Linked DNA regions of Homo sapiens: regions 2 and 3 are each linked to region 1. The links are chromatin loops, found by intact Hi-C in ENCODE. Cell type or tissue: mammary epithelial cell. All regions are shown on one strand.

Region 1 (8,000 bases):
ATTGGCTACAGCATGTCACAAGGCCTAAACAGATTCAACAAGTGGGGAATAGGCTGCTCTCTTTAGGGGAAGAGCTGCAAAGCCCCCATTGCAAAGGGGCATGGATCTAAAGGGAATAATTGCAACCATCTTTGCAGACAAATTCCCACAGCCTCCCAGAGGAGGTGACATTTAAGCTGAGAATTGGTTGGCAAGAAAGGACAGCAAAGGGAGAAGGGGAATGCAGGAAGTGACAACAGCTAGTGACAGGCCCCTGGGTGAGACTGAGTGTGTCTGGGCTAAGAGAAGGTCGGTGCGGCAGGTACACCCTGAGTGGGAAAAGAATAAGAGATTACACCAGGAAGGAAGGCAGGAGCAAGGCTTATAAGACAAGGTAAGGAGTTTAAATTGTGTTCTGGGTATCCAGTCATGCATCGCTTAATAGCCGAGATATGTTCTAAGAAATGTGTTATCAGGTGATTCTGTCATTGTGTGAACATGATAGAGGGCATTTATGCAAACCTAGATGGGCAAGCTCACTCCACTCCTGGGCTATATGGTGTAACCTATTGCTCCCAGGCTACAGACCTGCACATTGTGTTACTCTACTGAATACTATCAGCAATTGTAACACAATGGTAAGTATTTGTGAATCTAAATATATATAAACATAGAAAAGGTACAGTAAAAATACAGTAGAAAATATAAAAAATGGTTCACCTATATAGGGCACTTACTATAAATGGAGCTCACAGGACTGGAAGTTGCTCTGGGTGAGTGAGTGGGTGAGTGGTGTGTGAGTGTGAAGGCCTAGGACATCGCTGTACACTACTGTAGACTTTATCACACTGTGCACTTAGGCTACCCTACATTTATTTGAAAAATATTTTTCTTTCTTCAATAATAAATTGGCTTACTGTAACTTTGTTACTTTCTAAACTTCTTTATTGTAGTAACACAGCTTAAAACACACACACACATTGAATAGCTGGAAAAATATTTTCTTTCTTTATACCCTTATTCTATAAGCTTTTTTATTCTTTACTTCTTAACTGACTGGCAGCACTGTAGGTTTTAAACCAGCATCACTGCAAACACGTGAGTGACACCTTTCCCTACGATGTTAACAAGGGCTGCGGCGTAAATAGGTGATAGGAATTTTCCCGCTCCATTATAATTTTATGGGACCACCATCAAATATGGGTTATATTGCTGACTAAAACATCATTATGAAAGACATGACTGTAATTCAAAGAATTTTTAAGTAGAAGAGTAACATCTCATTTACAGTTTTCACAGATCAGCAGGCCTCGCTTTGGGGAATGGATGAAGCAGGCGTGTGTGAGGATAAAGGCAGGAAGAGCAGGTGGAAGCCTGCAGCTCGGGGTCAGGATGGGAGCAGTGGAGATGGATTTGTTAATGGACTGAATGAGAGGGAAAGAGAATTTCAGAGTGACTCTCAGAATTTTTCCAGAGTGACTGAATGGCTGGTATGGTCATTTCTAAAGTTATCTTGAGGTGGGGAAGATTTCAGAGAAGGTGCACGTTAGTGGAGAAAGTCAAGAGTTCTGTTTTGGGCACGTTGGGTTTGAGATGCCGGTGTCTTTGTGGATGTCAGGTAAGTGGTTGAATATGTAAGTGTTCTGGGAGGCAGGGCTGGAGATGGTGATTTTAGAGGCTATTAAAGCCCAGGGCTCTGATGGGTTGTTTCCACAGTAAGAATATCTTCCTGTAGACAAAGAAGAGCTGGGCTCAGAAGAGAGCTCTGGGGCATTTGAACATTCAGTAGGCAAGTGGAGAAGGAGCTAGCAAAACCCACTGGGGAGCAAAGGAACCAGGAGATGGCACGTGGTGGAAGCCAAGAGAAGAAAGTGTCTCAAGAGGGAGGGTTTGGTTCTCTGCATCAGAGGCTGCTGGAGAGCCCAGTCGGATATGTATAGAGAAATGACCTTTGGACTTTCCAACGGGAGGCTCATTGTTAACTTGGACAAAGTGGCCTCGGTGGAGTGAACGAGTAGATGTGGGGAGAACATGAGGGGAAAGCAGGGACTGCAGTTGTAGACAACTGGCTCGTCAAGTCTTGGTCATGCAGACTCTGGAATGGGGCTTGGGAACATAGGCTTGAGCATCCCACAGGTGATTCATTCTGATGCCCAGAGAAGGGAAATGACCTGCCCTGGATCACACAGCCTTCAGAGTCTTCTAAGCCTCCACGTAGGCAGGCCTGTTTCCATAATAACAGGCAGAAACCCAACTCAAACTAGCTTCGGTAACAAAGGCAAATGCATCGGCTCGTCTGACTGGGAAGTCCAAGGGTGGTCCTCATTCAGGCAGGGCAGGAGCCAGAGTCTCAAACAGCCCCTCTCCCTTCCTGCCTCTCTCTCTGCTGCTTTTACAGCCATTGGCAGAGAGGCTGTCTCCACACATGGAACTCGGCTACTGAGGGTCTCAGACCGTATCCATAAATTCATGTCCTCAGGTCAGGATGCCAAGGCAGGCCTCCAGCTGCTACTCCCACATCACATACTTCCCTCTGGGAACAATCAGTGAACAGGACTGGGGCACCATGACCAGCCAGGCTTGGGCACTCTGATGGATAGGGGGTCTGCCATAGACACAGGTGGACGAGTGGCAGTGACCTTGTGGAAGGAACCCTGCTGGATTTCCATGTACAGAGAGTGTGTGGATATATATAGTTTCACTAACACATCACTGCTTGAGCAGTTTTGTACTTTCCCATCCTGGAACTGCGTGTGCTTGGGCTGCCCCTCTGTCTAGGACACCCTGCCTCCACTTCTTTGCCACTTGAATTCCAGTTATTTAAGGCCCATGTTAAATACCACCCACCCCTCACCCCCACCCAGGTAGAATTTTCCATTCCCTCATCCATTCCATGGGGAAGAGAGCAGTATTTAAATGCCTGAAGTTTCGGGACCAAGTCCCTAATGATGAGCTTATCTGACCAGAGAGACCTTAGGAGTCATGCTCCGGGGCAGGTGCAGGTGAGCAGAGCAGGCTTTATTCAAACAGCTCCTCATGCATTGCTGGGCCCCTTCTGCTCTGAGCCAAGCCTGTATTGTTCTGCTCTGGCTGCCATAACAAAGCACCACAGACTGGGTGGCTGAAACAACAGAAACGTATTTTCTCACTGATTTGGAGGCTGGAAGTCTGAGATCAAGGTGTGGGCAGGGTTGGTTCCTACTGGGGGATTGGAGGGAAGGATCTGTTCCAGGCCTCCCTCTTTAGCTTGTAGATGGCATCTTCCTGTTTGCATAGTGTTTTCCTTCTGTGCCTGTGTGTGTCCACATTTCCTCTTCTTAGAAAGATATCAGGTGCATGGGACAAGGGCCCAGCCTAACAACCTCATTTTACCTTAATGACCTCCTTAAAGGCCTTATCTCTAGATGCAGTCATATCTGAAGGTACTTGGGGTTAGGACTTCAGCATATGAGTTTTCAGGAATACAATTCAACCCATAACAAAGTCCGAAGCTGGGCTCTGGGCACACAGGACTAAGCCCAGGCCCCCCAGGTGCGCTGGAGCAGTCCTGGGCAGGACGCAGTGTGGGTGTGTTGGGGCATGGGTTCCAGGCCCCCTGACTCACCCACCCACTCCTTCCTCCTTCCAGCTCTGACACAGAGTCTGACTATGGTGGCAGCGAGGGCTCCCACACAGAACCCTGTGAAGAGAAACCCTGGCGGCCAGGATCCCCGCATCTACCGCACACGTCCCTAGGGGAGGCCCTGAGCAGGGCAGTCTCTCCACAGTGCCCTGAGGAGCCCAGAGCTGTGCACGGTAAGCAGAGAGCCCACCAGGCTTGATTCTGGGAAGTGGGGAGGGAACAGAGACCCCCACAGCTGAATTTCCCTCTTGGAGGACCAGGTGACAGGAAGCCTCGCCCTCAGGCTTCAAGGCGGTGGGGCTAGGACCTTTGGGGAGTGGGACGCAAGTGGCAGTGAAGGGACTTGAACCAGGCCTGGCTTCCCTCTCCATGAGAAGCTTTGGAATCCCAGTGGGGAAGACATCACGGGGACTGGCTGGCTGTGGTTGGTCACAGGCTGGCAGGGATCAGGGGCCCGCAGGTCTCTCTTGCCTGGAGTGATCGCTCTCCTGCCTCCTGTATGGGCACCTCCTTAGGGGCCCCTCCAGCATCCCATAGCCCCTGAGGGAAGGGAGCTGGGTCCAGCTGCTGTTGGACAACATGCAGCCCTGGATGGCATCATCTCCCTGGGACCACCTGCACAGCACCGGGGCCATTACCAGTGTTTGGGGCTTGTGGGATGCACCCAAACTTCTACACAACAATTAATACACTTTTACTGCATACCTGTAATGGGCCAGGACTTTTCCCATACGTGTGGTCATCCCAGGATGACCCTGTGGGGTAACTAGTGCGAAGCCTGTTTCACAGGTGAGCAAACAGGCTGAGTGGTCTCCCGAAGTCTCAGCCAGTGCTGGTGCCACCCTCCAGCCACCACTGCCCAAGCTCTGGCTTACTAAGAGGTAGCTGTCTTTAGCAGCCCAGCTTGTGTTTAATACAAAGTTGACCTGGAACTGAGTGTTTTGATTCAGTCAACAATTTGGGACCAAATCGTCTGATTTATGGGTAACTTCTGGACGAGCCTGGGAAGAAACAGTCTAACCTGACGGAAACTTGCTGCCCAATGGCCCCACAGCCTTAGTTGCCCTGGGAGAGCTGGAGCTCAACTTGTCCTGCATCGCCACCTGGTGGTCATGAGCAGAATTGCCACCTGGTCCGTGAAATGTTTTCAGGAGTGATGGTTTCCCAGGAAGACGAGGGCTGGGGCGGAAAGAACTCATATAGATATTTTTAAATCCTGGAATTGTTGAATTTACTCTAGAAATGTTGAATTTTACCCTCATTTTTTAAAAAAGTGACACTTTTTAAAAAGGACAGATTATCATCCAAACACATTTGTTAAGTACCATTTGTGGGGCTGTGCAGAAAGGCTCAGCACTGGCACTGAACTGAGTACTCTCCTGTGCCCAGCTGGGTCCAGCCCCACCTCTGGTTACTGCGTGGCCTTGGTGTACCCTTCCATCCCCCTGGGCTCCAGCTCCCCATTTCCAGATATGAAGTTGGCCTGCCTTTCATCCCTTCCCTCCATTTCCCCTCCAATTGCCAGACGGTTTTAGGCAACTTACAAGAAAAACATAAAACAAAATTGTACATTTATAAATATGAAAGATCAAGCCTCAAAATCAGGTCTAACAAAACCAGTTTAGGAGGGATAGACCCCAGAGAGGCAGACCATAATCCTAAACAGTTGCTCTAATTGAATCATAAGTTTGATTCTGAGTTTTCTAGCTTCCAGCATTTAAAAGGAAACACAGAACATCGTTACTCTCATTGTTTATGAGGAAAACATATATTGGTTTGCAGCAGGTCTCTGAGTAGGCACAACTTCTCCTAATGCTTAACTCTGTAGTTTCTGGCTCATACCAAATAGATGATATTGAGAAATGTGTTCGATCATGTCTTAACAGTTCCTCAGAAAATGCAGCCTTAGTATTCTCGAGGCTGTTTCTTACAGCAACCCTTGCTGGAAGGTGAGGGCATGACAAAAAAACATGACTCAGTGATAGCAGTTTTCTTAGCGGGATGGGGTTGTGTTGGGAGACTAGTTGGGTTGGGTAGTGAAGCCAAAGCATTTTGTTTCTGACAGTCCAGTTTAACGCCAGAATAAAATACAGAGTAGGTAAGTGGGTAGAATGCGTGACTCTCAAACAATTCTTTGTCGAGTTAGTCTTCATCAGTCATTGTTTTATCATTGCTAGGTGGACCACATTGTACAGTTAAGCTCTCTGGCACAGGTCTAAGTGCTGTGCTTTGTGCTGCTGGTTATGGTAACCCCATCACTTTACCAAATAATGCAGGGTTGACCCTTTGTGTGGGTTTTATGGAGCTTCATTAACCACAATTCTCACCTGGATAAATGCCTCCAAGGTAGACCAAGGGAATGCCAGACAAGACCAGGATATTGCTTTGAAAAGACTCCTGGTTGCAGTGTGGAGTTTAAAAAAAAAAAAAAAAAAAGACTCTACGTTGGTCCAGCCATGCTCATAGAAGCATTATTCACATTAGCCAAAAGGGGGAAACAAATCAAATGTTCAACAGACAAATGGATAAACAAAACGCAGTATATCCATACAGCAAAATGTTATTCAGACTTTAAAAAGAAGGGACTCTGACATGTGCTACAACTTAGATGAACCTGCAAAGCATGCTGCTAAGGGAAATAAGCCAGTCATAAAAGGACATACATCAGTTTGGGATGAGGGCAGAGTTCTGGAGATGGGTGGTGGTGAGGTGGTGATGGCTGCACAGCAGGGTAAGTGTACTTAATGTCACTGAAATCTAGACTTAAAAATGTATAAGTAACAATTTTTATATTATGTATATTATTTTCCACAATTTTTAAAAAGACTTCGGGGACTACCTTGGCACATGAAGAAACTTATTACATCCTCAAAGTTCACAGAGCGTGCCCAAGAGGATGGCCTGAAATACAGCTCACACCCTATGTTATGGAGGCTGCAGAAAGCCCCCTAAAACATCAGGGTCAGGGATTCGTGATAATCTTGTTTAAAAGGCAGATTCCCAGGTTCTCACCATCAGAAATTCAGATTGAGTGGGTCTGGAGTGGTGCCAAGTGTGTGCATTCTGTGTAAGCATCCCCAGGGGCTTTGACACAGTGGACCATGTTCTACACTTTGGGAGTTTCAGAAATGCAGCTTTGTGGAAGGCCTTCCTAGATGAATTCATTGTGAAATCCACACCCAAGCAACTAAATGAATCGATCTAGTGCATTGGACTCTTAGCTATAAACTAATTAGATTTAGGAGAACAACCTGCCCCGAATTATTCTGGCTTAGAGGAATTGATATTTATCCATCTTTTTTTCTGGCAATAATTTGATCCAATGGAATATGGAGGACACTTATCAGTTTGTAGCAATGAAATGATATCATCAGCACCACATGGGAAAATACCCTCTCACTCCTTTTACAGTGGGTCATGCACTAAGATCTCTGAAAGTGCTCCTTTAAAATAAATAAACACACATAGAATATAAGCTAAAAAGAAGGGATCAGCCCACTTTATGCTGCTCAGCATTACTAGATGAAGTCATTACTACCCACCCTATTGTTCCCGTTGTGGTAAAAATGTGTGCATGTGTGTTCTATTAACACCAGTGATGGAAAATCTCTCTTGAACTTTAGCCATTTCCAATAGGTTCCATTCCACAAAGTTACAAGCTAAGAAGAAGCAATTAGAGCTTTATGCAATTTTTTTTTTTAGAAATGTCTTCATTAAGTGATTAAGAGGCTAGCTTTGGCCAGCAGGATGTAGCTGTGCTTAAGACCTGCTTGCTCCTTATGGAAAACATCCAGCCTGGAAAGCCCAGGCAGCCAGCAATTGGGGGGTGGGCTATTCATCTCCTCATGGGGAGCTGGGAAGACTGTGTGCCCATCCATACAGGCTCCTCCTCAAACCCATGGGCTTGATTTTGAGAGCAGGCCTGTGGGATTGGGAACCTGCCAGACAGAGCAGACATGAAGCGCCTCCAAATGTAACCACCCGAAGGGTTCTCCTTGCCTGCTGCCTAGACTGAGCTGATTTCTCAAGACAGGGGAATTGCGATAGAAAAAGAGTTTAATTTACACAGAGCTGGCTGTACAGGAGACCAGAATTTTATTATTACTTAAATCAGTCTCCCTGAAAACTCGGGGATCAGGATTTTTAAAGATAATTTGTTGAGAAGGGGTTCGGAAAATGGGGAGTGCTGATTGGTCAGGTCAGAGATGAACTCATAGGGAGTCAAAGCTGTCCTCTTGCACTGAGTCAGTTCCTGAGTGGGGGCTAAAAGACCAGATGAGCCAGTTTATCAATCTAGGTGGTGCCAGTTGAACCTCTGAGCGCAGAGTCTGCAAAATATCCCAAGCACTGATCTTAGGCTTTACAATAGTGATGTTAGCCTCAAGATGCAATTTGGGAA
Region 2 (8,000 bases), 350 kb before region 1:
TACTATAATGACAGAGTTGAGTAGTTGCGACAGAAACCGTATGGCCCAGAAAGCCTAAAATACTCACTCTTTGACCCTTGCATTAGTGGGCCAAATGATCTAGATTTTAGTTCTTACTTTGCTATTAATAAACTGTATCACTTTGGACAAATCATTTAATCTGTGTGCCTTTCATTTGCTACATTTTGGAGGAATTTGGACTAGGTGCTTTCTGTTCTACGCAGATCTAGAAATTTGTAATTCTGTTTGCTAGTACCATGTTTGAAGATGTATCCCCTTTTAATTAGGAGTAATGTATTGCTTTGTTAAATAGTAGTAAAAGAGAAGAAAATGTTAGGACACGTTTTTATGTAATTTTATTTACAAATTATCATGCTACATTTGGATGAAGGCACTTTACTTTCCTTCCTACTTTTTGGCAATGTATTTGTGATTTGAAACTAAAATTATTGCAATTGGGAACCCTTACTCTGTCATGACTGTATTATCTTTGCTTTAAAATAGATATATACAATTCTAATTTGGAAGGTGATTCAGTCTTCTGAATATATCACCATTATTGTCATCTAGAAGTTGCTGCTATTAGAATTTTCCAGGAAGATAATTATGTTGGCTTTGATCATTATGATGAAACTTAAAAAATGTATAGCTGTTGGTTGGCAGACTTTTTCTGTGTTTATTTTTTTTCTAAATGGGGAGACTGCTTATGATAAGATATTCATATCATTCAGTGATATCAAAATTTTGTCTAGTGTATTTACTACATTCAAAGCATTTTAATTTAATAACATGGGGTTACCACATTTCATAAGTTGTTCAATGCTTTAAACACATTTTGGATTGCAAATAAATTCTGAAACTTCCTCCCTATCACCACTGTAATTAATTTTAGTTTTAGGAATAAAATTTGAACCACAAAACAAGTTTTCAGACATTTTCAAAATTTGTTCTAGAAATTTCACTAATTAACAATATATTGTGGTCAGTTTAAAGTTATTTTAAGATAAATTAGAATTTCTTGAAAGTTATAGAAGGCTCTACAATGCTTTTTAGGAAAAGAATAAAGAAGAGAAACCCTAGTACTTGTAGAAAAGTAAATAAAATAAAGCTTGTCTGTCATAAACTGGAAATCTTCTGATGTCAAATTGCCTTTTTAACCTCCTTCTCTGTTTCTGTCTTCCTACCTGTTCTTTTTTTGTGATAGAGTTACTGGTTTGCAGAGTCTCTAGTATCTCAAACTGTCTTAGGAGTTGTGAAGTACATGGGCTTCTGAAAGAAAAGATTGTCTTAAATATAAAAATAAGTCATTATAAATGACCTCTTTTTTTTAAACAAGTTGCCTCTTTTCTTGATTTTCTTCCACAAATACTTAAGTTTGCCTAAAATAATCTTTAGTTCCAAACTTTAAAGAATTGTTTGCAGAACAGGAAGCTAAAGAAATAATATTAATTTATTGTAGATATAGTATAATTCAGGATTCATTCTTAATATGAGAGAACAAATCAGTAGATCATGATATCACAGATAATGCATAAATACATTAGAAGATGTTCCAAATAATTATATTCCTCAGCTCTTTTGTAAAGGAAATAGAATTTGAATAAGAAACAGTATGTTACTTCGGATTTTTTTTATCGACTGTGTATTTTAGAACAGCACTGTAATTAGCATCTGCTTCTGAAATTTTAGACTATTATTTAATTTTTACATATGTAAGTTTATATTTACAGATATATATGGTTTCAAAGGTTATAGCATAATTAAAATGTGGAAGAGTGCACTGATGAAACTTGTGTAACTTCTGGTATATACAGTTGTTTGATAACTTGCCATTTTTGTTTTACCTTAGGGGAAAGTTGACCTGTAATATATAGGACAACTTACCATGTTACTTCTCTGTGTGTTAACAGAGAATAGGAAATACACAAATAAGGGTTGTGTTTTCCTTCTCCTCTGAGTTACTTTTATTTTTTCCCCTTAGAATTCCTTGATCTATGAACTTTTCTCTGTTATGGTTCATTCTGGGAGCGCTGCTGGTGGTCATTATTATGCATGTATAAAGTCATTCAGTGATGAGCAGTGGTACAGCTTCAATGATCAACATGTCAGCAGGGTAAGGAGGTGTCCTTTAAGATTATTACTCTGAAAGGTGGGAGTAAGGATGTTTCTAAACAACAGTAAAGTTTATTAAGAATGAGTGAATCTGTCTAGTGATACATCTTAAGACCCATATCAAATCTGTCTTTAATTTTTGCTTTTAGTAAAGTTCTTGCCTTTGTTTATTATTTCTTTGTTTTGCTTTGTTTTGTTTGGGGCTTGCTGAATATCTCCAGAGATAGACTACCAATTTTCCTCTGGGCCTGAACCTTCATAGGTGCTACTTGTGCTTCACGTGTGATTAGGAATACTAGAACTGGCTGGCTGGTAAGCAGCCACTGATTATGATTAAATTTTGTGAATTGGTAGCTGTGTGAGCAATCATGAAGGTCTTTGATAGCATTTAACTCTGAGGCTAAAGATTGAGTTACATATTGACGTTAATGTGATAGTGTTATAGAATTTGCAAAAAAAATCATGTAACACATTTTCAGATAACACAAGAGGACATTAAGAAAACACATGGTGGATCTTCAGGAAGCAGAGGATATTATTCTAGTGCTTTCGCAAGGTAAGCAATTTCCTAATTTTCAGTGTTTAAAAGTTAGAATTAATTATAGCTTCTCAGTGTTTTTTTATCATCAAAGATTTAACCAAGGGATTGAGGAACTACAACCCATGAGCCAAATCCAACCTGCCTCCATATTTTGGAAATAAAGTTTGAACACTGACATAGCCATTTGTTTCTATATTATGTGTTAATGCTTTTACACTATAATAACATAGTTGAGTAGTTGCAGCACAGACCATATGGCCTGCAAAGCCTGTGATTTTTACTATTTGGTCCTTGCTGGAAACAACTTGCTGGCCCCTGACTTAACTGTTGTATGTAGACATTCCAATACACAGTTTTGTTAAAGACTTTACTGTATTACCAAGAGGAGATACGGAATCTTCTCTAAATGTGATAAGAGGAAACAGATTTTCCTCTTATCTGGAATGTTTTAAATCTCAGTGTGTCTGTGAACAGTGACATGATTTTCTAATTGTTTTTTAAAAAATCACAATTTAAATATTTCATGCTTAGAAGTGGAATCTTTTTAATCTACTTTTTGTCCTTATTAATCTTTTTTATGTTTCTACTAGTTCCACAAATGCATATATGCTGATCTATAGACTGAAGGATCCAGCCAGAAATGCAAGTATGTTTACCTACAGTTATTTGATTTTAATTTGTGTTATAAACTAATTTCTTTTGTAAGTTTGCAAACCCAGATAACTACTTTTAAATGATAGGATAATTAAGTTGTTTTATGCCTGGAAGAATTATTTACAAAGACTGTTACAAAATAATACCAAATGTTAAGGACCTTGAAAAAATGTTGTTGAATTATTTTTTAATATATGAAGAGACAAAACTACATTAAATAAATTGAATGTTTATTAGTAGTAAGATTATATTATGTGCAGTCTGATGTAGGGACGATAACATTTTTGGAATTATTGCTTTTAAAATATTGCAGTGTTTGTTTTTTCTTGCTAATTCTGACTCAGGCTGTATTACAAATATCTAGGGGGGTGTGTACAGATACATATACAGGTGATGTGTTTGCTCATAGTCTTTTCATAATTAAAAAAAATATAATCACAATCTTTGATTTCAGTATATTTCCTTTGTTTAGACACTACCGTTGCTATTAGTAAATCTGTTTCAAGCATTATGTTTTTATTCACATTTTTGTAAACCCTCATTAGATGGTGAATTCAATTGGTACAAGGCTTAGGACTTACTCATCTTTTCACATAAAGTATATTCTAGGATCTGTCATATAGTAATGTTCAATAATTTACTATGGAATTATTGAAAAAATAAATGGAAATTATAGTAAGTCATTTCAGAACAGAGATTTAAGAGCAGAAGTAATCATTTGTACTGTATTATAAAGAAACTACCCCAAAGAGTAAGCTGACCCAGGTCATAGCTATCTGGAAGCAGAGCCAGTATTGTAATTCATGTCCCTCACGTGGACCCAACCTTCCAATAGTGCAATAACTCAGCCTTCTTTTACTCCCCCAACTCTAGTTTTGTTATAAAGCACCAGAGGGCGCTGTATGACATGACATGGAATATTTTTTAAATTAGAGTTCTTTCCTAGAAACAACAGCTTTTACCTTTTACGGACACATGCTGTTTTTGATAAAATTTTTTTCCCCTTTTTAATGCCAAATAATCATTGGCTTTATTAAATGGTGTCATAATTTCATATTGTCCCTTTGAATGCTTTGAGTTACATATGAAGTTGTAATTATTAAGAAAAACTTTCGTAAAAATGATTATATGTGAGTCTATAGTAATGATTTTTTGCATATACTTTATTCTTTTAACTAATTGTTTAAAAGTAGCCTCACAAATTATATCAGGCTGTCCTCGCATTGCTATAAAGAAATACCCAAAACTGAGTAATTTATAAAGAAAGATTTAATTGTCTCACAGTTCTGCAGGCTTTGCAGGAAGCATGATGCTAGCATCTGCCCAGCTTCTGATGAAGCCTCAGGGAGCTTTCAGTCATGTCAGAAGGCAATATGGGAGCAGGCATTTCACATGGCAAAAGCAGGAGCAAGCAAGTTCCGGGGTTGGGGGAGGGGTGCCACACACTTTTAAATGACCAGAACTCATGAGAACTCAGTATGGCAAAGAAAGCACCAAGCCATGAGGCTTGACCCAGACATCTCCCACCAGGCCCCACCTCCAGTATTGGGGATTCCAATTCAACATGAGATTTGGGCGAGGACAGATGTCCAAACTATATCACATAATCATCACTTTTTGTATTCAAATGAATCTTGACCATATAGAGAGGGAGAAATCCAATAGATGAAGGTGTCAGTTTTATGACTCTGCATTCTTTGGTTAGGAAGCAGCTAAAGACTGCTTTGAGAACACAGGAAAGATAATAGTAAACAAATGGGTAGTACTCAGTAGCAGCAACAGCAGCAGTATTTATTAAGTTTTATTGTATCTCAGGTAGTAACTTTATGGGGTAGATGATATTAATAAGCTGAAGAGACCTACATTTGGAGAAGTAAACTTGCCCAAGGTCACACAGTTTGATGGGGATGGCATGATTTGAAGTCAGAAATTATTTTCAAGTTGCAGAGAGCTTTTTCATTCTAAAATATTAATCCACATACTGGAGTTGTTCTGGAGCCAAGAGCCATTTTGAATAAATACATGGCTCTTTAAGATATGGACCTAACCATGTGTCCCTGTTAACTGTCTCTTAACCCTTTTCTGGACGAAGCTTGTATTCCAAGTTGAGAGAAGGATGTAATGGAGATATATCTCCATGAGTGCTACAGTAGAAGTATATACCATGAGAGCATAGTGAAGCAGGATGAATAAAGGCAGCTCAGTTTCAGTGACACTGTCTTATCCTGTTTTTATTACTAATAGAATTTCTAGAAGTGGATGAATACCCAGAACATATTAAAAACTTGGTGCAGAAAGAGAGAGAGTTGGAAGAACAAGAAAAGAGACAACGAGAAATTGAGCGCAATACATGCAAGGTTGAATTCCATCATTTTATTTTTAATTGAAAGTGCTATTTTTAAGCTCGCTTACCTGCAATTCTAATGACTAACTCATTGGGTTGATTCTGAGACAATTATGCTATCATGATCATTGAACAGTGTAACCAACTATACTATAAAGGTAAAATTTGATTTGATTTGATGTGTAAAAACCCAGTAACATGTAGTGACGGTGCTCAGTGCTGGTGAAGCCACAGTTGAGGTAGACACATTCTCTTATCCTACTAAAAGAAAATAAATCCGTAAAAACTGGATAGAAATTGAGTAGTATTTATCAAGAGCCTTAAGCAAAATCATATTTTTTAATATAATTTCTCTTATGGAATTACCTAAGGAAATAATCATAATTACTGTAATAATCTTGATTACAGGGATATTCATTATAGCATTTTCCAAATTAGGGAAAAATTGGAAACAACACAAATGTATATTGGTAGGGGAATGATTACATAAATATGATACATGCTTATAAGGAAACATGCAGTTGTTAAAATTAATGTTTTTGAATTTTTGTATGGTGTGAGACATAACTGGTGTCAATTACTAAGTGAGAAAGAATAGATAGAAGAGTGATCTCAATTATGTTCTTTTAAAAAATTGCAGTATTTTGACAATTAGGAATAAATGCTATCTACGGAAGAATTGAACTTTGGAACTGCAGAGTTGATGATGATATTTTACATTTTCTAGATAAAATTATTCTGTTTGCATCCTACAAAACAAGTAATGATGGAAAATAAATTGGAGGTTCATAAGGATAAGACATTAAAGGAAGCAGTAGAAATGGCTTATAAGGTATGTTTAATTGCATCATTGGCATTTACTTACTAATACAACAGTATTAACATAATTTCCCAAGTTTTTATAATGGATAATAGTTATATAAACACTGGCAGTAACCTTGGTAACTGGTTAATTTATCTCTTACCGAGTATATTTATACCTCTCCTTTGGAGCATAGTCAGTTGATTTTGAAAATTTTCTCCCTCTGGAAGCCATTTGAAGTTTCTAGATCCCAGAATTAAAATTAGGAACAGAATGTTTATTTGCTCTTTCTATTCATTTAACATACATTTCATGAGTGTTTACTATATGAAACATTAGAGATATTAGAGTGAATAAGATAACATGAGGTGTTAGAGATACCAAAGTGAACAAGGCGTGGTCACTGCCTTCATGGAGTTTACAATCTACTGGAAAGAACAGACAAAACGTACTTAAACATCACAGTTTGCAATTATTTTATTATTTAGATGCTATAAATACATTAGTAGTAAATTGAGAAAATTTATTTTGAAACTTTAACCATGAGAAAGGGAGACAGCGATGCAAAAAGTTGAGGAAGAATATACTGGTCCATAGTCAGATGCGTTACCCATTCCATCACTGGCCCATGCTCAAGGAAGAATATTCGAAGTAGAGTGAACAGCATGTGCAAAAGTGCTGAGGTGAGGAGATGCTTGGCACGTTTAAGAAACTGAAGAAAGGAGCCATATGTTTAGATTGTTTTGAGTGAGCACAGAGTACCATAAAATGAAATTAGAGATTTTGTGAAATAGAAGTTTACGTTTTGTTCTCTAAGAGTAGTGGAAAGTTATTAATGAGGTTTGAAAGGCAAATGGGGTCACTGCTGTTTCACCAGATCATTCTAAATGTCATTTATGATACTTAACAAATATAAGTTTTCCCCTTTCCATATAAGCAGTAACAGAATGACTGAAATTAAACAGTCATTACCTAGAGAAAAAATTGCATACTACATCATTTTGTGTATAATTATATGTGGAACCAATAACATAACTAAAAATAACACACAAGATAGCTGACATTGTTTCTGAAAGTGTGATCCAGTGCAATCTGCACCAGAGTCACATTCTTATTAAAAATGCTAATTGCTGCAGATGAATCAGAATTTCTCTGTTGGAGCCTGGAAATAGGCATTTTAACACATATCTCAGGTGATTCTTAGGCATAGTCAAGTTTGAGAATCACTTATATTATACATCTGGTCCTGCATAGCACTTATCAGTATTGAAATTTTACATTTAATTGTTTGACTATTTTAATTAATATTACTGCCCCTCACTAAACTATAAGCACATACAAGTGCAAAAACCATTCTGGTTTTGCTCACAGTTTTATTTTTAGTACTCTTCCCTGGTATATAGAATAGTCAAAATTGGTTGGGTATGTTGAATGGATAAATGAATGAACAAACATTAAGATGGATGGATGGCTCTGGATTTGCTTCATTTTGGTAAAAATTCTTTAAATATAATGGTGGACTGCAAGCATTAGTCTTGAAAATAGGA
Region 3 (8,000 bases), 190 kb before region 1:
TAAAGCTCAAAGTAGGTAAAATGAAACTATTTTCTTTAGGGATGCAAACTCAGGAGGTAAAACTAAAGGGAAAGGATGGAGACACCACATATTCTAGGGAAGAGGGGATGAGTATGATCAGATAGGGCCACGCAAGGGGTTTGGGGTGCTGGCAATGATTCACATCTTTTTTTTTTTTTTTGAGACGGAGTCTCACTCTGTCACCCAGGCTGGAGTGCAATGGCGCAATCTCAGCTCACTGCAACCTCCACCTCCTGGGTTCAAGCGATTCTCCTGTCTCAGCCTCCCGAGTACCGGGGATTACAGGCATGTGCCACGACACCTGGCTAATTTTTTTGTATTTTTAGTAGAGACGGGGTTTCACCCTGTTGGCCAGGCTGGTCTTGAACTCCTGACCTCAGGTGATTCGCCCACCTCAGCCTCCCAAGGTGCTGGGATTACAGGCGTGAGCCACCATGCCCAGCCAATGATTTATGTCTTGACATGAGTAGTGAGGACATGGGTGTTTGCTTTATAGTTATTTATTAGAATGTATAATTTTCTATGCACTTTTCTGCATGTGCATTCATTTTCATAATCTAAAAAGTAGAAGTGGGAGACAGCCTTGTTTTAAGAGGAGGTTGGATGACAGTGTCACCCTCCACTTTCTTTTCACTTCCAAATTTACCACTGTGGTCCCAGAAGAGAAGTCCCTGCTTGGTGCTCATGTCCCCACCCTTCTCCTGGATCCCCCATACCCTGGGGATCAGTCCGGAGACCTCCACTCTCAGAAGCAAACTCATCCTTGACTGCGCCTGACTCAGCCATCCCTGATTGCATCTTCTGGGCTCTTGTGCTCCCAAGGATGTAATTGAGTGTGCTATGTGGGGAGACAGTCTCATGATTTCCTCGGATGGAAACCAAGTGGAAATAAAAATAGTTGTGCCAGATTGTTGGTGTGCATCACAGCTCAGGAGTGGCCCTGGGATGCCTGGGCCTGGGCTGGAACCTGGCATCCATGTTGTATGCCCGATTTCCTCCACCTCCTCCGCTCAGGGTGCTGGTGTGTATGCCACCTCTCTGAGTGAGACAGGAAGATTGCGTTTAGCTCAAGCACCTTCTCATCAAGACTCTTTCGGAGGGTTCAGAGGGCTTGTTTCTGAAGCACTCAGCAGGCAGCCTGGCATAAAGCAGGTGCTCAGTGACCAGTGGGTATCAGTTGGTCCCTTGCTGCTTTGAGTTGGGCAACACTGAGGTTGGGACTACAGAGGTCATTGCCCCTTAAGAAGAACCTAGAGCAAGTTATCTCTGAGGCCCTCGGAAGCTTTGTTCAAGGGACATTAAGTCCCTTTGTTTGGGGCTGGGGAGTACTGAGACTACAGTTTGGGAAAATGTTGGTCTCTGAGATGTAGGCTGCCTGATGACTAGCTGTGCAAACAAAACCTCGGACTTCCCTCCGCATTTCTTTCCTTTGACCCTTCAGTGTCAGCAAGCTCAGGGTCAGAAACCCTGCACTCAACTCCTTTGCTAGGGATTTGTGGAGGCTGATAAAAGCCCGCAAGGTGGCCAGGGCTGCTGGGCAATGTTGGCATCCTGCTGATACAAAAACTCAGCTTGGATCTCCAGCACCTTCTCCTCAGATAAAGCTGGTAATTTCCTGGAGCAACCACACTTGGAGAGAACCAAGCTTGCAGGGAGCTCAGAGCAGCCTAGGCAGGTCACAGTGGACAGGAGGGATGTGGGACTGGCAGGAGGAAGTCAGGAAGGAGCCTTGATCACTGACTGCAAATAAAAGCTTCATGTGGTGCAATGAAATCACCCTATATGGCTTGAGAGGAAATTCTCTGCAAGGAGCTGCATGCAAATAGGTCATCAAGTAATGGCAAAAATATGCAGCCAAATGGAGGTGCCCCTGCAGTTTCCGTGTCTCCAAGGACTAGATAAACTCCAGGAAGGACTCAGGGCTTGATACCACAAAGGATGGGGAATAAGAGATGCTCCCTCTGCCCCCATGAGCCCCCTTAGCCAGCCTCCTGCCTCCTGCTTCCCATCTCTCCAAGGGGATCCACCCTGAGTCTGACCAGCATCCCCGTGTTCCCTGTGGCCGGGATCAGGCAGGGACACAGAGATTGCTTGAGACACTTTCTGGTGACTAATGCAGTATACTTGAACAGGAAACAGACTGGAAAGGACTTAGGGGGAGCTATAAATAGCCCATGTCCTAAAAAAATGAACTTGGGAAGAAATGGAATTAACAAACTGGGAGGAGAACAAGGAGATCACAGGCTCCAAACAAGACCAAGCTTTCTCTTGGGAAATGAGCTTTTCTCCCAGATGGAGCTCCATCTGCCCTTGCAGGATCAGCTCCCCCAAGTGTGCCCTGCTCCACCCTGGGGTTGACCAGCCAGCTCAGCCTGCCTGCCAATATGATGCCTGGAATTGTCTGTGGTTCTGGGGGCCAAGCCTTGTCAGGATCATCACGTAAGGGTGTGTATGTGCGGAAGGGTGGTGGCTGAGGCTCAGGATTCAAGGACTATGGACCATGGTGGGAAAGTAGAGAATTGGAGCAGTGACAGGTCAGGGACATCCCTTCTGATGTTCCTCAGTTCTCTTCTGTTCTCTGGGCTTCAGCAATCTGCTGTCTCTTGAACCCAGTGAGGGGAGGGGTGAGTCAGGCAGAAGAATGAGCTCAGGTAGGATGGCACGTCAGCAGCCTGGAGTCTGACACCGGCCAAGACACTCAGTGGCAGAGTAATGTAGAATAGAACACTCCATTTCACTAAGACTGGTTCCTTTTCTGTAAGATTGAGAGGTTAGACTAGTTCACTGGATTTGAAATATTTTTATTTTTTAAAGATGCATAACCTTTCTCCAAAGGAAATCACAAGGAAAGAAGAGTACTGCCCTGGTTAAGGTGGGGACTCAGGGTTTCTCACACTTACACTCAACCATTTCCCTTGTGGTAGCCCTGAGAAACTGCCACAGTGCACCAGGGCGTCGCCCAGCTCTGTTGAAAGCCACAGGACTGGAGCACTTGGCAAGTTTGGCTGGCCACCCAAACACAGCTCCTCACGGTTTCTTTCTGTCTTTCCTTTCTCCATAGAGGCTGGAAAGCTAAAACAGTGAAAGGTAATGCTGAGCAATGGAGGCCTAACTAATGATGTCAGTGAAAACAGAGGAGGAACTTGTAATTTACACTCCCCAGCTAACTTCTTCCTCCTCTTCTTCTTTTTTTTTTTTTTTAAAGACAGCATCCTCCTGTCACTTAGGCTGGAGTGCAGTGGCATGATCATGGCTCACTGCAGCCTCAAACTCCTAGGCTCAAGCAATCCTCCTGCCTCAGCCTCCCAAGTAGCTGGGATGACAGAGGCATGCCACTATACGCGGCTCCTAGCAAACTTCTTATATCCTTATTAGTTATTGTGATAGACTGATTGCAAAAACAGCCACAATCGTCTATCCCTTCCAGTCCACACCCTCTGCATCCTCAATCCACACCCTCTGCAATGTGACCGTGTAGCTCCTCCCATCAAGAGACAGAATCCATTTCCCCACCCTTTGAATATGGGCCGGCCTTGAAATTTGCTTTGAACAGTGTTTATTGAAAGTGACAATGTGCCAGCTCCACGCTTAGGTCTTAAGAAGCCTGTGTCTTCTACTGTCTCTCTCTTAAACCCCTGCTGCTGCCATGAGAACAAGCTGGGGCTAGCCTATGAGAAATGAAATATCACACAGAGCAGAGCCGAGTTGTCCCAGCAGAGGCCACCCCAGGCCAGCCATCCTCCAGCCAACCTGCCAGCGGACCCGAGATGCATGAGCAACTAGACTCATGAGAAATAATACATGTTGTTTTAAGGCATACGTTTTGGGGGTAGTCTATTTCTGTTCTAGTATTTATTGTCGAGTAACACACCACCCCAAAACTTAGTGATTTAAAACAATGTATTATATACTCATTTATTACAATCTCCCAAGGTTCTACGCATTGACTAGTCGCCGTGGGGCAATTCCCACCTGGGGGCTTTCAGATGATTAGTCAGATGTCGGCTAGGGCTGCAGGTATCCGAAAGGTTCAGCTTGAGTGGGTGCCTGGGATGGCTCACCCAGGTGGCTGGCACTGGATGCCAGCTCTCATGCTGGACTCAACTGGGCTGTTGACTGCACATGACCTCTGCATGGGCAAGGGCTTTTCACACCGGGGTGCTGGGTTCCACGAGGCAGGAAGAGGATGCTGCTAGGCCAGGTAAGAGTTGTGGCAGCACTGGCACGGCATCACTTTCTTTCTATTCTATTGGTCAAAACAATCACAGCATCGACCCTTGGAAACATAGATGTCACATCTTGATAGGGAAATGGCAAGGTCACATTTCAAAAGAGAAGATAGGATGGGAGATATTGTTGCGGCCATCTTTGGGAAATACAATCTGCCACAGTTGCATAGCATTATTGAAGCAATGAGTAACACAGACAGACATTTTTATTTTCCAGGTCTCCATCTTCCTTGCAGCACTGCTTTCTGTCCAGCCTCCCTGCATACCCACTTCATCACACAGGGAATGGCAAACACTGAGCTGCTGGGGGAAAGGCCTGCAGGGCCCTTCTGAGCTTTGTCGCCAGCTCTGGGGTCAGCAGGAAAGAATGCAGTGACTGACCAGTGATCACTGCCTCAAGGACCACGAGAAGAGGGGAAAGCCCTGGTATGAATGAGCTTGTACCCTTCACCTCGCTGCGTCTTGGTTTCCTCTTTTACATTTTTCTAAGGATTCTTCAGTATGGATATGAGGAAATATAATTGTCTAATTTCATTAGAGAGTGGATCCAGGCAATGCAAGCCGAGTGCTTTGCCAGTACTAGGTGCGGTGGAGGAAAAAATTAGATTATTCACAGGTTCAAATTGAGATTCTCACCTTATTACTCACACAGAGAGACTAAAGGTATCAATTTCTGCTCTCCCCAGCCAGGCCTACCCACAGGAGCTAGAGATATTCAACTGCCTTATTTAGCTTCACCCAGGCCCAGGAGCTGCTGAAATTAGACCTGGCCTGGTAGTGGGAACCCCATCTGGGCAGTGGGAGAGAAAGGGTTAAGATCTGTGATCATCGCATGTTCTTACTCATAAGTGGAAGCCAAACAATGGGAACACATGGACACAGGGAGGGGAACAACACACACTGGGGCCTGTGGCAGGGCAGGGGGAAGGAGAGCATCAGGTCAAATAGCTAATGCATGCTGGGCTTAATACCTAGGTGATGGGTTGATAGGTGTAGCAAACCACCACGGCACATGTTTACCTATGTAGCAAACCTGCACATTCTGCACATGTATCCTGGAACTTAAAGTAAAACTAAAAAATGTTTAAAATAATTAAAAAGAAAAAGATCTGCGTTTATGACCCAAGGTTCCTGAGAAGGCTCCCTGCCTTGGGCCTCCACCTCTGTTCTCAGCTCCAGCCTTTCCCCAGCCCAATCTGGGTAACTGAGCTTCTGCCCCAGGTTTTCCAGTGAGCAAGAAGTCCCCTTAACCCCATTCAGCTGGGATTCTATGGTCTTGCCAACTTCCCCTATCATTTTTCCTTTTAGACCACGCCCTATTCCTGAATCCAAAACCACTTCCTGCTTCAAAGAGGAAGTTCCTTCAGAAGCCAGATGCTGTTACCCACCTGAAAACAAGTATCTTTGGCAAAAGCCAGAGACTCCTCCTGTCAGAGCCCTGCCCACCTGCCTGAGAGCCCCTGCCAGGTCAGCAGCCAGTATGTTAACCCCCCTGAGGGCCCTAGGCCCCCGCTACTCCTGTCCCGGCAGGTCTCAGAGCTGAGCCCAGAGGGTCACGACAGGAAGAAGGCAGATGCCTTCCATACTGACTAGGTTTTTGGCTTGCTTTGCACCAACATCCTGTCTGCCCTGTTTCCTACTGAGGGCAAACTGGACTGGTTTTTAATTAAACCCATTCCCCCAGAGAGCTTGGGGGAGAGATAGCCTCATAGAATTCCTTCAGTAGTTATCAGAAGGAGACCCCGTGGAGGCAGAGGTTGCAGTGAGCAGAGATCGTGCCACTGCACTCCGGCCTAGGCAACAGAGTAAGACTCCGTCTAAAAAAAAAAAGAAAAAAGAAGGAGCCAGGGTGGGGGGTGGGAACAGGAGAGAGGGAGGGGGGAAAGTGAAGTCACAAGTCCAGAGTGGTTCCTTCCTGGCTGAGCTAATGCCCTAGCAATGCACCTTATGTAATGGGCAACTCACCTGAGCGTCTGAGCCCATAGGAGTGCCAGCCCCTCCCTGTGGTGCCTCCCCTGCAGGGCCCACAGCCACACCCTCAGTGCACACACTCTCCTTCCTATCCATCCACTGATACCTGGGGATGACCTTTGAACGATGTCCAGCAAATCAAGCAAATTAAAGGCAATCACATCCACTGTAATACATCTGCTTGGTAGAACATTTGAACAGAGAAAACATTCCCCAGAGCTCCACCCCTAGAGATAGTTTTTCTTTTATTTTTTTCACCCAGGTTGGAGTGCAGTGGTGCAATCTTGGCTCACTACAACCTCTGCCTCCCAGGCTCAAGCAGTTCTCCCACTTCAGCCTCTCGAGTAGCTGTGACAACAGGTGCATACCACCACACCCGGCTAATTTTTTGTATTTTTGGCAGAGACGAAGTTTTGCCATATTGCCCAGGCTGGTCTCAAATTCCTGAGCTCAGGTCATCCACCTGCCTTAGCCTCCCAAAATGCTGGGATTACAGGTGTGAGCCACAACACCCGGACTTCTAGAGATAGTTTCTATATTCTAGAGATGTTTTTATTTTTATTTATGTTTAACCAAATTAAACTCTTCAGTTCTTCTTTCTGGTGCTTCCTTTGGTCTTTAGCTGAGTCCCTCTCCAAAACTAGAGGCCATAGGGTTGCTGTGGCTTTTCCATCCCCATCATAAAGGGTAGTGCTCCCTCAGTGATTGGTTTCAGGATTCTCCCCAATACAAATCAGGCCTCCAAGAACCATGTCCCCTTCAGAGAGGATTCCTAAGCTTCCTCCTCTTCCTCCTCTTCTTACTGCAAGGGAAATACAAGATCAGTCTGGAATGGGCTTCCAGATTCATACAACCTCCCCCAGGACACAGATTCCGGGAGAGAGAAGAGGAAGGCAGGTTTGGAGCCTCCACCACCACCAGTTTCCCTCACGCCCTCCTCTCTCCCTTCCCCTCTTTCTCAACTTCCTCCTTTCCCTCTCTTCCTTCTATGATCTGTCCCTGCCCCTCTGTCTCCTCTTCCTTTCCTTCCTTCCTCCCTTTTCTCCTCCCTTCCTTAGCAGGCAGCAATGAGCAGGTGGCACTGAACTTAGATTCCACCATCACAGGTGGGTAGATCTTGGCTCACAAGCCTGTCATTGACTAGCTAAGTAGCCCTGATTGGAGGAGTCATTTTATTTCCCTGAGCCTTTGTTTCTCATCTGCAACATGGAGATTTTACTCACCACCGTGGTGCAGACAAAGTAGGACAAAGTATCCTTTAACCCAGGGCTTGACACGTGACACTCATCAAACATTGCTGAGCTCTAATCTGCATCAGGATATGGTAAGTGTCTACTGGGTGCTGGGACAAAAGGTACAGATGGGAGCAAGGCAGAGATCCCTAAACAGACCTCTGTTGTGATCTTTGTTGTAATACATGGTAATTATTTGTTTCCAAAAAGAGGTGGAAGGAGACATAGATAGCTTCTACCGCCAGGCATTCAGGCACCAGCTGTGAAGGCCTTCTGCACATTGAAAAACTCAGAGTAGCCTGGTGGCTGGAATGAAAAGTCAACACCAGTTCCCCCAGCAAAATATTTCTCCATTCAGCCTTTTCGGCTCATTGGTTTGCCTGAAATCAGTTGTTTCTCCCTGGGGAAGCAATCTTTAAAATGGTGAGGAGAGTGTGCATCTGATGTGCCTGCACTTGTGCCTGTGAAACAGGGTAGGCTCAGAGCTCCGTGCAGGCCCATGAAGTCCCCTCAGAGACACCAGTGTTGGGTTGTCATAGGGTCCCAG

What was found. Peaks named below come from ENCODE experiments on the same cell type or tissue, not always from the same donor. Only the 100,000 strongest peaks of a DNase experiment are listed, where the experiment ranks them.
Region 2: a loop joins it to region 1, with 17 times the contacts of the local background. A loop is called at or near these places in 72 of 110 quality-filtered maps.
Region 3: a loop joins it to region 1, with 12 times the contacts of the local background. A loop is called at or near these places in 28 of 110 quality-filtered maps.

What each region holds. Positions count from the first base shown.
Region 1 is chr11:12,277,326-12,285,325 of GRCh38, forward strand. It overlaps a transcript of MICAL2 not described here. Among named protein-coding and RNA genes, the nearest start is that of PARVA, 96 kb to the right of the region's middle. In mammary epithelial cell, a CTCF peak has its summit at 4,710 (motif pointing left); DNase peaks (open chromatin) are centred at 4,676 and 7,906; H3K27ac peaks cover 487 bases.
Region 2 is chr11:11,927,453-11,935,452 of GRCh38, forward strand. USP47 (ubiquitin specific peptidase 47) reads left to right here. Exons shown (of 28, transcript NM_001282659.2): 12 at 1,982-2,113; 13 at 2,592-2,668; 14 at 3,244-3,299; 15 at 5,552-5,664; 16 at 6,379-6,483. Among named protein-coding and RNA genes, the nearest start is that of DKK3, 77 kb to the right of the region's middle. In mammary epithelial cell, a CTCF peak has its summit at 4,195 (motif pointing right); a DNase peak (open chromatin) is centred at 4,189; H3K27ac peaks cover 257 bases.
Region 3 is chr11:12,084,655-12,092,654 of GRCh38, forward strand. It overlaps LINC02989 (long intergenic non-protein coding RNA 2989), which reads left to right and starts at 2,217. Exons shown (of 2, transcript NR_186297.1): 1 at 2,217-2,466; 2 at 4,468-4,787. RefSeq lists a silencer at 7,568-7,862 and an enhancer at 7,755-8,000. In mammary epithelial cell, CTCF peaks have their summits at 2,954 and 3,739 (motif pointing right); DNase peaks (open chromatin) are centred at 1,817, 2,117, 5,747, 6,207 and 4 weaker places; H3K4me3 peaks cover 469 bases; H3K27ac peaks cover 7,187 bases.